Linked DNA regions of Mus musculus: region 2 is linked to region 1. The links are chromatin contacts, found by Hi-C or POLR2A ChIA-PET in ENCODE. All regions are on one chromosome and are shown on one strand. Each heading gives the region's core, a stretch centred on a gene start or an enhancer-like site at or near the end of the contact. The rest is flanking DNA. Distances are from core to core; before and after follow the strand shown.

Region 1 (6,854 bases), core at 743-3,242:
TTCCTGTGTGAATTCTAAGCCATTACAGGTGTCCTGGGGTTTCCAGTGTAACCTATTATCAAGAGATTCCTCTGGTCGCCTCTATGCTAACCCCTCTGCCCTCTGTTCTCAGCCCAAGCACGTTTCTGCGGGTCTCCTCCAGGCGACTGTATTACAGACCCTTTCTCTTCTCTGCGTCTCCGAGGTGAGAGCGCCCACTTTCCCTTGGCGACGCAAGTCAAAAGCTTTCGCATTCAGAGGACTAGTTCCTGCAGTCCTTTGCACTTAGATGCTTTCAAGTAGGCGACTGAGGAACCACTACAAGAGACCCTGCTTCCCCTCGGTCTCTTCCCCACTGGGAGCCGCATCCCTGCAGCACAACATCCAGAGACCCTCTCCGACCTTCTAGCCTCCACAGAGACTGAGCGTGGAGGGTTGGGGTCGCATTTTCTCCTGTCCTCTGCTGCACTGGATATGTTATGTAAGAGGGACAGGACGCGGGAGGCACATGCGTATAAAGCGCACCGATCTGTGATAACAGCTGGGATGGCAAGGCTGATCTGGAGTCGTTCCCCCACCAAATACGACAGACACATCACCCTCACCACACACACACACACACACACACACACACACACATACATAGACGCTATGTTTTCCTGTCTTAGCCCTACCAGCACCAGACGCACAGAATGGAAAGGAGGGGGTTGGGGGTGAAGGGAGGTGAGAGGTGCGGCGGCAGCAGCACATCTGCTTTGATAGCAGCCAGCAGAGCCGCCGCGGCAGAGAGCCCCTCGTTAACCCCCTTCCTGTGGCTGCACCACGTCATGGAACATTCCCGGAACGGGCCAACGTTCCACCCACTTCAGGGAACAGACATAAAGGCGCAGACCCAGCTCCTCGCGGTGCACTGCCCAAACACACATGTTTCTTCCCGATCCCCCGACCAGAAGCACAAACAAGCATGCAATCCGCCCCCACCCGTCTCCAAGCGCCGGGGGCCAGCCGGCGGCGGCTGGAGCCGCTCTGCGGCCGGTGCACCCGCAAGGCGAGGGCGCCTCCGCCTGAACCTTCCATGGAGACAGTCCCCTCCTTCTTCGCTTCCTTCCTTCCTTCTCTCCTTCCTTCCTTCCTCGCTCGGGAGGAGAAAGGAGTCACAGAAATGCCCAGCGCCAGCGCCTCCGCTGCGCTCGCTCGGCCGCAGGCCGGCAGCCCGGCCCTTGCCGTCCGCTCGCCCGCTCGCCCTCCCGCCCGCACCGCCCCCAGCCCCGCGCCGCGCCGCGCCCCCTCCCCCGCTACTTGACAACGGACCGCCGGCCGCGGCAGCCGCAGCGGTGGCCCGGCGGTGCGCGCCGGTGCACGTCCCTCATTAGTAACCAGGCACATTCCTGCCTCCAGCGCTCCCGCGCGGCCCCCTCCCCCCAGGACATTACGCAAAGCAGCCTCCCCTCATCTGCATAGAACCTCGGCCAGGGTATTCCCCGCATTTCCTAATGCGCCCGACCCCCCCCCCCTTGCTTAGGTCTCCCCCATCCCCGCCTCCTCCGACCCTTACCCCTGGGCCACCAGGAAAGCGGCCGGGGGCGCGCGCCGCGAAGGGGGCGATGGAGTTGGGCGAAGGCGATTTCAGGGTAAAGTGAAACAAGCTCGATCTCTGGTGCAGGCAGGAAAAACACAGAACCGAGGCCACTTACCGAGCCGAGAAGGGACCTAGATTCCCGCCGCTCTGCTCTGCCAGCGGCCGGTGCGCCCTCCACGCACCCCAGGGCTGCACCCAGTACCCAAGAGTCGAAGCGTGGAGGGAGGCTGCTACCCAGCCAGAGGACCTTTCAAGTTGCTCGGGCTCCGGGCAAGCTTCAATGTCCAAGACTCAACTTGGCAAATACTTGTGCCACAGTCACCGAAGATGTCTTTTTTTTTTTTTCTTTTTCCTTTTTCTTTCTCTTTTTGCGGAGACCCTCCTCCACCGGGGAGAGACAGCGCACGGCGGCGCCCCGCTCTCCAGCTCTCCACCCCCTCACCTCCAGCCCGCCTCCCGCCGGCCGCCAGCCTCCCGGCCGCGAGCCCCTCGGGCGGCTGTCAGCTCCCGGCAGTCCGGGTGACAGCGGCCGAAGGAGGGCGCGACGCGGCGGGCGGTGGGGGGGATCCTCGCAGCCGCGGCGGCCGCTCACCTGTAAAGTCACCGCAGCGCAGGAGGAGGAAGAGGAGAGAGAGGAGGAGGGGAGGAAAGCCCCCCGGTGCCCTTGTTCTTGCTGCGGCGGCTGCTCCTCGCCCAGGCTGAGCGTGTCTGGTGGGGGGTGTCTGGTAGCATTTCCTTAAGGACAGAGGGAGGGCGGGCGTGGAGGGAGGGAGGAGGGAGGGAGGCGATCCCCACCGCCAGCCCAGGCTCCTCTTGTCTTTATTTATATATTTATTTATTTTCGGACACTGTTAGGAGATGGAGCCAGGGCGGGGGCCAGGGCCGCTAGGCTGGGGCTTGAGCCGCAGGACCCGGGCCGCAGTTTGTCGGCGTGCGGGAGCCGCAGCGGCCACCTCCCCTCCGGGCTGTGGACGCACCGGGTTATTCCTGGCAGCGCCTCCCCGAACAGAAGTTACTAGGAGGAGTGCGCGGCGAGGGCGGGCGGGGGAGAGGGGAGGGAGGGAGGAAGAGGGAGAGACTCAGCCAGCGACGTCATCGGATCCCCCAGCGCGTCCCTGGGAGGGAGGCTGAACCAGAAAAACCAGTCTGGAGCAGGCCAGCGGGGCGAAGGATGTGCGACCCGGACTGGCCCTGATGCGGGCGCGCGGGGAGGGAAGGTCGCGGTCGCGCTCTCTTGCCTCGGAGCCGAGATCTCCGCTGAGAGCGGGTATCGGCTTGCCACGCAGAAACACTGGCGAGTCTGGAGCGGTCTGAGAATTTCCTACTAGGGTGTGGAAACCTCCTTCGCGCCCATTCCCTTCCCTCTCTAGCCCCCTTTCCCACGTACTGGTTCCTTGTGATCTGTGGGATCCTTACATTTTGCCCGCGTACCAAGGATTTCTCGCCTCTTCACCCTCCAGCTGCACTCACGATTTTGTTAACAATTCGGGTGGTGGTGGGGAATTATGTTGCAGCCCCTGGAGCTCACAGTGTGTTTCACTAGCATTTTCCGTGCCGGGGCGGAAGCACGAAGTTTTCACGAGCTCGAAACGCCCCAATTGCTTTCCCCGGGGTCACTCCCCAGGGCGCCCCGGGTGCACCCTGCTCAGGAAGCCGCCCGCCCTCGTCTGGGTATTCAAATAGGCTAGGGCAGCGGTGCGGGGAGCAGCTGCCGGCTTCCTGGGGGGCCGAGCGGGGGAAAGGGGGCGAGCTGCCACCTCCAGCTGCGCGCTTCTGGTTCTCTGCTAGGGACTGAAATCACACCCAGCCCTGGGAGAGCTGGGCGGGGCTGGGGGAGGGGAAGGGAATCCCAAGCGAGTAGGGGCCGGGACTCTGGCTTCCTCCCCAGCCCGGCAACACCCGGGGGACACCGGGGCTCCCTCGGGCCGTTACCCAGCGTGTGTGGACTCGTGTGCACCCTCAAGGGAGGTTCCCAAGAGGTCGCTGCGCTGGAGCGCAGACACTGGCTTCTGGGCGGTGCCGGCGCCCGGAGCGCCTCCTCCGGGTGGGCTCTCCACGGAGCTCGACCGCGCGCCGCCCACTCTTTGGATTCGAGCGTTCAGGAGCTCCCGGGGCCGTAGCACCCTCTCCCCACCCGCCTGTCCGCGCCGCCGCCCTGCCCGGGGCGGAGTAAACAAGAGACGCACAAGATTTGACCTGGCGCGACCCGGCTTTCTGGCCGGGGTTCCCCCGGAGCAGGTGACTCCGTGGGAGGGGTGGAAATTAGCCTCTGGAATTCCGGGCCTGAGACTTGAACTCTGGTTCTGCTTTAAGGCAGATAATAACTAAGATGTTTTAGGTTTCCATTCACAGTTTTCACAGTTACCGAATGTCAAGACATTAAAAAAAAAAATCGCTACCCTTCTCATTACAAGTGAATATATTAAAAAGGAAGGGCCGCCTCTTTAATGAGTTGGAGAAAAACGCCTTTGGTTTCGTTTTGGTTTTGGTTTTGGTTTTGACCTATAAACAGTATTATGAGAGTCCCCATGTTGTGACAGCATTGCTGTGAAGAGCAACTCTACAAAATGCACTTTTAGTCGCTTTTGGAAGAAGAAAAGTTGGAGATATGCAATAAACTTAATTCTGTGTGTGTGTGTGTGTGTGTGTGTGTGTGTGTGTGTGTGTGTGTGTGTGTGTGTGTGTTTAAATGGATCTCAAACTCGGCCTGCTTCCATTTAAGCAACCTCTCCTTTCATTGTGTAAGTTCCTTGATATTCAGCTGCCCGTTGCCTTAAACTAGAAAGCCTTAATAGAAAAAAAAAATCTACCAAGCATCATTTTAAGTTACATCTTTTAAAATCCAAATGTGATTTTTAAAAAGTTCCACCCCCACACTCTCCCTCTTTCTCCCACTTTCATGTCCACACGCTAAAAGTCCGTTTTATTTAATTGCTTAATAGAGAAGATTACTCCGTTTCTTTAAGAATCCAATTTCTTTTCAGCAAACACAACAGAGCAGCTGCCCAAGCACTCAGAAATTGAGCAAACAGAGAGAGTAGCAGGCAGCTTTGCTTTGGTGAAGTGAATATTAGTTGAAAACTTAACCACATTTTAAAAGGCTAAAGAAAGTAGGATATTGTGACTATATGCAGGTAAATGAGTCATTGAAATACATACTTTTAAAGGGAGGCAATTTATAAACAGTTAAGAAGTTCTCTGATCCTACAATGGAAGGACCACTGGAAACATTGTCTCTAATCAATCTTCGACATTTTTTCAATGATTGCTTTGTCTGAAATTTTTCAAGCTTCAAGGAAGAAACTGTGGACTGAATTGTTGAAGGGACAACTGTTGAAAACATGTATCAATGCTAATACCAGCTAACAGGTGACCCTGTGGGAAGGGCAGAAGTTAGCCTCCGGAATTCCTGGCCCAAGAACTGAACCATAGTTCTCCTTTAAGGCAGGCAAACCACCAATAACTATGGAATGTCAACTGGGACAACGTTCACTACCTTTCTATACATCAATCACTGCTTTCTCTCTAATAGGCCCAAGATTTGTCTCTTGCAAGCCACTGTGCACAAAGTGTAAACCAGTACTAGCCATTCCAAAGCCAGATGCCCAGTGGGACATTGGGCTCCTGTCTCCCCCCTCCTCATCTTCATCTTCCCCACACGTCTCACCTGCCTGGCCTGCTGTTTCAGCTTCTCTTGGAAAGGTGTACCACTGATCTAAGCAAATCTCTCTTATAATTCATATTGTATATCTATATTCCCAAGCACACTGCTCACAATCTGGATATTTGATTGCTTATAAGATGGGTAGTATAATAAGTGAAAAATTCTCCCTCCAAAGCTAAAGATGACGTTGGTTAGAAAACTGCATACTACTACCCCCAAGAAAAACCCCATGGGAAGTGAGGCTAAATAAGTCACAGGAAATCCAGCTGGATCACCTCTGTGGAGCATCAGCACCGACCAGTTCCACCCCATCACTCACCCTGTTCTCAGCATTTCTCAGTTTCAAAGGACAGAAGATTTTGGCACTCTGCATTGTGAGGTATTACGATACTAAAATACAAATGATTCTGGGTACACTTACAGTTTTTCACCCTGTGGCAAGAAGAAAAATTGCTATCACTAAAAACACATGTATCGAGTGTATGCTATATACTTCAGACACACCAGTGAGCAAATGAGGGAACCATGAATCAAGGAGTTTGATTTCTAGTCAGAAGAAAGAGAGAAGAAGCAGGGTATGTAATAAATATGAGAATCATCTGACTGTATAGGACTTTGAAAGGTGAAGACACTCAGAGAGGAAGGAGAAAAGGCAAGGTAGATTAATCATGTAGGTGGAGGGCTGCGTAGTCCTGTTACTATGTCAACCACTCAGGTCAGAGAGACATGGCAAGAGAATCTTGCTACCTGGGATTAATGGAATCATTTAGCATTGCAAGTATCTGGAGGAGAAGGATTTTCAGGAAATAGAAAAGACTAACCTAAGGCCTCCAGCCCCAGAATGTGTGTAGACCCCAAGGGGAGAAGGGTAGGCACGGGGTGCCTGAGAAAACAAAGTGAAATGGGCACTCCAGGCTACCATAAGGATCCCTCCCACTCTAGGACAAGTTTGAAGACAGGCAAGTTTTATACCACCCAGTCCCCCTCTAAACCTGAGACTGTGTTTCTAGCAGATAACACAGTTAACCATTACTGCAGTCTAGTGCTTAAGACCTACTTCAACAGGTCACACAATCTGATCATCAAAAAGATACATAAAGTATCTAGAACCAACCCTGTTGCTAACTGAGGCTTTTGTAGTCAAATCCTGAGCTCTGCTATTAAGAGCACATGAAAGATGAGGCTGTTTATCTTGCAGTTGACAGGAAGCAGCAAGAGAAGTGTGGTGGTTTGAATGGGAATCGTACTCGGTTCATGAAACTGTATGGGAAGCATTAGGAGGTGTGGCTCCAGCCACCTGTTCCCATGCCTTCGCTCTTTCATTACAGATTCTAACCCTCTGGAACTGGAAACTCCATCTTTTATAAGTTGCCTTAGTCATAGTGTATTGTCACAGCAGGAGAAAAATCATTAAGATGAGGAGAAAGGAATGGGGTCATGAGGTAACCTCCAAAAATAAACTTCCTCCATCTAGACTCCTGACTCCAAAGGTTTCCCAACATCTGTCAAATAGTACAATCATTTGGGGAACAAGTGTTCAATTGGTAAGCCTAGGAGGGAACTTCAGGTTTAGAAAACAGCATACCACCATCCCTGATCACCAAGGCTTATGGACATTTTATAATGCAAAAT
Region 2 (7,127 bases), core at 1,686-4,185, 120 kb before region 1:
TTTTTCTCTCTTACACTAACTTGCCATTTATACCACACAAACTGGATCTAAGACCTCCAACAACAGTAGACACTTTACCCTCCTCGGAAGCTTCCTTGGTTCAAAGTCTCTCGTGCTCAGGACTCTAAATCATAATTTACTGCTTGGAAACAATCAGTCTACAACAGCAAAGAAAAGAATTGGCTGCCATCAGAGATTAAGGCAATCTGATTCTAGATAAATGTTTATTTAAATTCCCTACTTTTTTTTCTCAGTGGCATCAAGGAATATGGAGAAAGAAAAGGGGAAGGGTGGGGAAGAGGTGAGGAGATGGGGAGGGCGAATGATGGGCAAACAGGAAGAGGATTGGGGTCTGCTGAATGAGTCAGGCCTGAGCAGCTCAAGAGGAGGTCCTTGTGGAATGGAGCTGAAGAGTACTGCCTCTACCCTTGAAGGAAATCAACAATCCCAGAGCAAGTGGATCTGTGTGACCTTCAAAAGACATTCCGTCGTAGTAAAACGAAAGCATGAACTTACCTCTGGAGAAAACCTGAATTTTCTCCTGAGACTCAGATGGTCTATATGTTTCAGAAACCTAACAGTGCCTGCCTTTAAAGATCGCTTGGTAATTAGCCAACTGGAAAATTCTAAATAAGGTACTATGACAGTAGTGGCTAGAGCTTAACAAAAAAAAAAAAAAAAAAAAGCACACTTGGGCCCGGGTAGATAGCTCAGTGTGTAAAGTGCTTATTATACAAGCATGGGAACCTAAATTTATTCCCCAGAACTCATATAAAAAACTCACAGTGTTAGCAAAGACAGGAGACTCTCTGGAATTGCTAGTCAGTAAGTCTAAGAGAATCAGTTACACCGAAGGTCCTAACCTCGGTGGAAACCTTAACTGGAAAAAGCCAGGTAAATGGCAGTGAGAAATGAAAGATTGTCTTCGGGCTGCACATAAGCATGCACACATACATGTATACACCTCCACCCCTTCCCACAAAAACGCTTGGCTGCGGCTCGGTGGTAGAAAGCACACTTTCAGAACCCCATTCTTACTTATTTCACTTTCCCTGTAGAGTAATGCTTTGTTCATTCAGAGATGACAGGCAGTTACCATGTAGTAACAACCCCAGGGTCAGACCTAAATTCTTCCACTTCCAGCAAACGCTGGCCCCTTCCCAGCATTGTGTACAGGAAGTGCACAGTATCTTTAGTACTAAGCTGGACTTTATGTTGAGTGTGTCTTACAAAAAGAGAAATAAAACTTTACCAATAAGTGTAAGATCACTAAATTCACACTTTTCCATGTGAATGGTGAGAGCTAACATAATTTAAGAGTAAAGAATTATCTAAACCAGTAGAGGAACACCATGGGCAAAATGTGTATGTTTTAGGTACCCGGAGGAACTGCACAAAAAAAAAAAAAAAAGGTATATTAAGAAGTGACATTTAAATTAGATCTCAAAGCACAGATGAGGACATAATAGGTAGATCAAAATTATATCTATATAACTTTCATCTATCTATTCATCTGTACCTCATAATTAGATAGATAGATAGATAGATAGATAGATAGATAGATAGATAGATAGATAGATAGATAGATAATACTGATATAAATAATATAGATAGATGTATTTAATAGATGGTAATAAAGATGTACTGGGCCTGGGTTATTTGCCAGGCTATAGAGCTTGATTTTCCTCTACTGCCACCACTTGAAGGTGACACTGAAGAAGACAGCTAAAGAGACATGGCATAGTGTCCACGAGAGACCCTGCCTCAAAAAGATAAGGTGTATGTATGACACTTGAGGTTGCTTTCTGGCCTCAATGCAAACGGACACACTCATATATACAACCAGCCCCCACACATACAAGTCAAACACACATGAAAAATGCCCATGAGAGATTCCGTTTCTTCTATAAGAAAATGCATGTCTTATGTAACAAAGAAGATTAATACATTCAATTAATAATGTCATGGCTTGAGAAAGAGACACTTGCGTGGCCCTTACCCAGGTTTCTAATAAGGACAGGATGCTAACAGTGAAAGGACCATTTAGAAAGCTGATTTCCTTTCATCGTGCCTGTTAAGTGTTTACTTAATTCACATCCTGTGTGACCCTATGGGAAAATTTTTAACTACTGCTGGGGAAATCCCATAGGGTTACGCAGGATGTGAACTGGGCTTGTGCTGAACCACCTTCAGCTTGAAAAATAAACTGGACGAGGTGAGTTTCACTTTCTGTTTGTCATAAATTCCACACTCTACCTCCTAAAGTTCACATTCACAGAGCATCGGCCTCTCTGGATGGCAGGCCAACAGAAGGCCTGCGTTCTCACTGGATCTTTCAAATAAAACTTGTAGAAAGAATATTCCTGTTCTACAAGCGGCACAAGAGGCAAGTCAGTGCCGTCGATCAAAGGCAGTCAGTGGAGCACTCCCAGAATGCTCCTGCATACCTGCAGCACACACAGGCCAGCTGCGCCTTTCCAGTTCCTGTGAAGAATGCACAGCAAACCACTTCCCCTATAGAAAGAAAGAAAAAAAAAAAAAAAAAAAGCAGCCCAACTTACTTGCTGATGGAAACAGTGTCATACTTTCCACTGGCCAAGCTTGAAACCATTACTGATTTAACCTTCATTAATTTTTCCACAACGATTTGCAGAAATGTCAGGAAGCAGCTGTATGAAGACTGATTAATTATCCTTATCATGGCTACTTCGCCAGGCACTTGTACCCCCCCCCCCCACTCCTATTGATACATGTATGTGTAGAAATATCTAAATATATATTCTAGCATGAAAATGAAAGTCAGCCCTTTGTCCTCTGTTGGTTGAGATGGGTGGTATGGGATGTGTTACTCTGAAAATCTAGATTGATCTGCGCTGTCTTTCAAGGGCCCAAATCTGGATCTGGAGGCAACCCCATGAAATTTGGGACAGTAGCCATGAAGGAAAAGCTTGCTTCCTGCCGATTACTCAGATCTGTTCAAACAGACGCTAATGGATTCATGTCTTAGAGCAACACTGCATGTGTTAGTCAATCACAGAGGCTCGAATTCACTTCCGAAATGTGAATTAGAAAATCAAATGCCCTTTCTCTACTTTTTTTTTCAACTTTTCTTTCCTGCCTCATCATTTTAGATTGCAGGGTACCATCTGTCTCACCCCATCAAAGAACACGCTCTGCATGCCTGGCACAGACGAGGGAGCAGCACACCTCACAGCCCCACGTGTCAACCGCCGAGCATCGTTAAGGCAGGTTCGCCACCCAGTCTGGCCATCTGGGTGACTGGTTCAAGCAAGTTTGGCTTCTCGGGCAGCACTAATGTCAAGTAATACTCAGGAAGATAAACACTGGCAAACTTATTTTCCCTCTAAGACACAGGAATGTAGACAGAAATGTCAACGTGCACCTACTAACGCTGCCAACTAGAAAGCTTCAATAGCAAAGGCTTGTCACATCCCTGAAATACGAAGACAGTCCAAACCTGGCACCTTCCATAACAACTCCAATTTTAAGTAAGAACCTGTTTTTCCTGCCCTCATACTAAAAGGCAATAAAGTGGAACAGGCTTAGAACCAAATGACAACAGTATCTTTCAGAGAGACGGGGAGAGGCCCTCCTAAGACTACATAGACAACACCACAGACCATCCAAAGGCTCCCTTCTTACAGACACACTCATTCCGCAATCCAAAGAAACCCTGGTGTACAGCACTGATGTAATAACAAGAGGCATGCGACATCCAGGCCAGATCATGCGGATCTGGGCCAGAATATCAGCTTTGAATCATATCCCACACTCAATGAACAAATCATAGCATCAGGTGAACTACCTAACCTCTCTGTGCCTCACTTTTCTAATCTGTTAAATGGAGATAAAAGTAATGGCTCCATTAGAATTACTTGGTGCTTTAAATTGGCACCATTTACCACCTTTAAAGTGGCCACCTTTACCAGGCCATTAGGTCTGTATTTTTCAGTTGATGTTTCTGACTTAAGATTCATCTAAAAGTCAGAGAGACATAACATGGGAAGAGTTCCTGAATTCATTTAAGCAAGCTCATTGTATTTTTGAAAAGATGTGTCAACCATAAGGGAAGACATGCATAGATTTGAATATGCCCATTAAAAATGAATTAAATAATCTGGGGTTAATAACTTTTTTTATTGGTACTAGTAGGACAAGCATGTAATGATGGGTGACACTGGGGCAAGCACTCCTGAAGACTGTCACAACTCATCACTTCTGCTAGGCCTAGAAAGCGCAGGCAGGAGGAGCCATCAAGACCTGCATGGGCATGGACTTCATCATAGTCAAAGACTTCCTGATGAAGACAAAGGTGCCCATTTATTGACATGAAAATCAGGTGAAATGGCAGAAGGTCACATGGTGAAGAAAGGAAAGTTCTTTGACTTCCTCTTCTACCAGGCCCTAAGGCCTTGATGTGTTATGGTACAACATGGGTCTTTGTGTGGCCTAGGACTTCTCCATCCTCTTGCTGCCATGACCGTCTTTCTGCTCCCTCACAGACAAGAGTCAAAGAGAGAAATAAAACCATTCCTACCCTCTCCAATCAATGGATTTCTAGAAGAATCCTTTTAGTACCTATGCCAATGAGAGTATTTACTGATATGAAAGTGAACTGCGGATGCCACCAAGACTTCGGGAGAGACCCAGAAAGAACACGAAGGAGAGGGTTTGGTTCCTGTTTCTCTGAGCTCTCCTTTTTTTATAGAATAGAGTTTATTAAGGGCATGGGGAGGGGAGTTAAGAGGGTAGTAGAGTCAAAGAAAGGCAGACGGGGAGAGAGAGAGTAGAGAAGTAGAGGAGTAGAGACCGGTCATGAGAACACAGAGAGAGACGGTGGAAGAGGCGAGAGGACAGAGGACAGAGCAAGGGCAGGAGAGCAAGAGAGGAGCAAGAGAGAGCAAGAGTCTCTGAGCTTTCCTTATCTGCCTGCTTCCCTGGGAGTTCCACTGTCAAGGAGGGAGAAGAGAGACAGAAGCAGAAAAGAAGGGCAAGATGTTGTTGAGCACTCTCAGGAAAATGCATTTGTGAGTATTTATTTTGCCTTTATTGGAATTGAGAACAAAACTCAACCAATCAATCCCTATCCAGAATGAATGAATGAGTGCATGAATGAATGAATGAACGAATAAATGCTCCTGATATATACATGAAATCAGTTCTGTTCTCTTTCCCTATCTGATGTCTGTGGGCCCTGCAGGGCATAATATTTTTAACTATGCAACAGGAAAAAAACTGGATTACTTTTTAAAAAATTATTATGAGACATCCATATCCAAATTACAAGTGAAGTTTAAAGTCTTCGTTAGCAATTATGAACAAGAGATGGTACATATGTCTAATGCCTGCATCATCTTGACTTGTTATGTCATAAAGACATTTTGTGAACAGAGAGGGCTAGCAGCTATGACCTTGGCTGACAGCAAAGCCAGGGATGCTGCTATAGCTACCTTGATTGGCTCTTCCTCTAATAAAGGAAGGCAGGAAGGCGAACAGGCAGCTAGGAGGTTAGTGAGACCTAGCCATTGTTTTCTTTAACTGAATTCTCTCCATTTGCATGTGAGAGTCCCACCCTTGGATAATGATAAGCCCCATGATTGTTTCATCTAGCTACAGTCACTGAGTTATGTCCCTTATTTCTTCATGGAGAACAGTTGCAAAGAGAAATAAAACCATTCTTCTCCTTTGCAATCATAAGAGAAAAACATTGCTAGAAATGGCCTTCCTTTTCCCTATGACAGAAAAGAAGGGAGGATTTACTGACTTGGAAATGGACTGCTGACACAACCAGACCATCCCAGCATCCAGGCAAGTACATATGTAGCAACATTAACACCAATTAACTACAAGTTTTGTTCCTGCTCACACAGGACCTCTGGTCCCCTTGAAAAGTCCCAACTAAGTATTTCTAGGACTCCAGCAAGGGAACCTTCGAAGAGCCCACAGGCAGTCTGACAGCCAGTCACAACACCATCTGCTGCTTCCTCCTTCCTGGGCCAGCTCCCCTAGTGTCCTCAGGAAGATAGCCCTCTGCTGCCTCTGCAGATGGTGCCCGCAGCAAGAATGCTAATGCCCAGATGCCCCATGGCCAACAGAGCCCTGTGCCCAAGCAAGACAAGTTCTGGGCTCTGAATCTCATGCTTTAGAAGGCCCACGTGCCACACACACACACACACACACACACACACACACACACACACTATACACACTATACACAATACACAAAATGTACTGAAACCACATGGCACCTTTATCACCAGCATCCAGGTACCTCTAATATTAAACCATGACTACACATGTTTAGGCTCCTGGGGGATCCTTTTGCCTTAATCTCTTTGCACCAATTAAAACAAAAAATAGCTGGAATGAATGGCCTGAAGGTTTGCAAGGTTGTGACATTGAAGAGTATGTAAATAGACACCATTCCGAGTATACAGGTTTAAGCAGCCCAATGCTCTGGTTCAAAGAAGGACACAGTACCTAGCTGTGGCCATTAGCATGAGCACAAAGGAGCCTGCTTCACAAAGCACAACCACCAAGCAACTCTGCTCCTGTCACACAGTGTTCTGTCTGATCCAAGGCCCACAGTTGCCGATGAATTAATGTAGTATTTAGAACAATTTGCAATTAAGCATTCCTTCTTAATATGCTATTAGTAAAGATGTCGGCCACAGGAAGCATGATGTTAATTATTTATAGTCACATATAAGTTGACATTTCACACTGAATCCGAACATTGTTTGAGTTTCACCACAACAGCATGAAACTTGGTAATATTTAAACTTAAACACACATACACTATCTCTCTTTCTCTCTCTTAGTTGTCAGAATAGTTTTTTAATTTACATATACTTTATATATAAGCTTATGCTATTAGAGTAATTTTGGATTAAAATGTTTTATTTAGTATAATGCAGACTTGCTTTTTAAAGTATTATTTGGGATATTTACTAAAAGAGCTTTTTAAAATTAGTCTAAAAATTTTAAATTTTCATACTCTATTTTTTTGATGAAATATATTGGTAGTCTGTATAATTGCAATATAATTACTTTTTAGTTTTAAGTGTGTTTGCACATGCATGATGTGTGTGTATGTGTGTATGTGT

Evidence for each region. A loop is a pair of places that touch in the nucleus more often than their neighbours do. ChIA-PET counts read pairs that join two places held with the same protein, here RNA polymerase II (POLR2A).
Region 2: a loop to region 1 is called in a map of gastrocnemius, with 6 times the contacts of the local background. The contact joins the enhancer-like site here to the promoter of Hivep2 in region 1. A Hi-C loop is called at or near these places in 13 of 37 maps with a recorded cell type or tissue (T-helper 1 cell, T-helper 17 cell, gastrocnemius and 3 more). POLR2A ChIA-PET finds 5 or more read pairs at or near these places in 2 of 5 experiments (Patski and embryonic stem cell).

What each region holds. Positions count from the first base shown.
Region 1 is chr10:13,961,517-13,968,370 of GRCm38, reverse strand. It overlaps Hivep2 (human immunodeficiency virus type I enhancer binding protein 2), which reads right to left and starts at 1,992. Exons shown (of 9, transcript NM_010437.2): 1 at 1,674-1,992.
Region 2 is chr10:14,081,403-14,088,529 of GRCm38, reverse strand. The region is part of intron 2 of Hivep2 (human immunodeficiency virus type I enhancer binding protein 2); the gene reads right to left. Among named protein-coding and RNA genes, the nearest start is that of Gm51759, 42 kb to the left of the region's middle. Within about 2 kb of position 2,935, at least 2 of the 3 ENCODE cell types and tissues checked have a DNase peak (open chromatin) inside an H3K27ac peak, as active enhancers do; they include gastrocnemius and left cerebral cortex, where a contact is called at or near this core.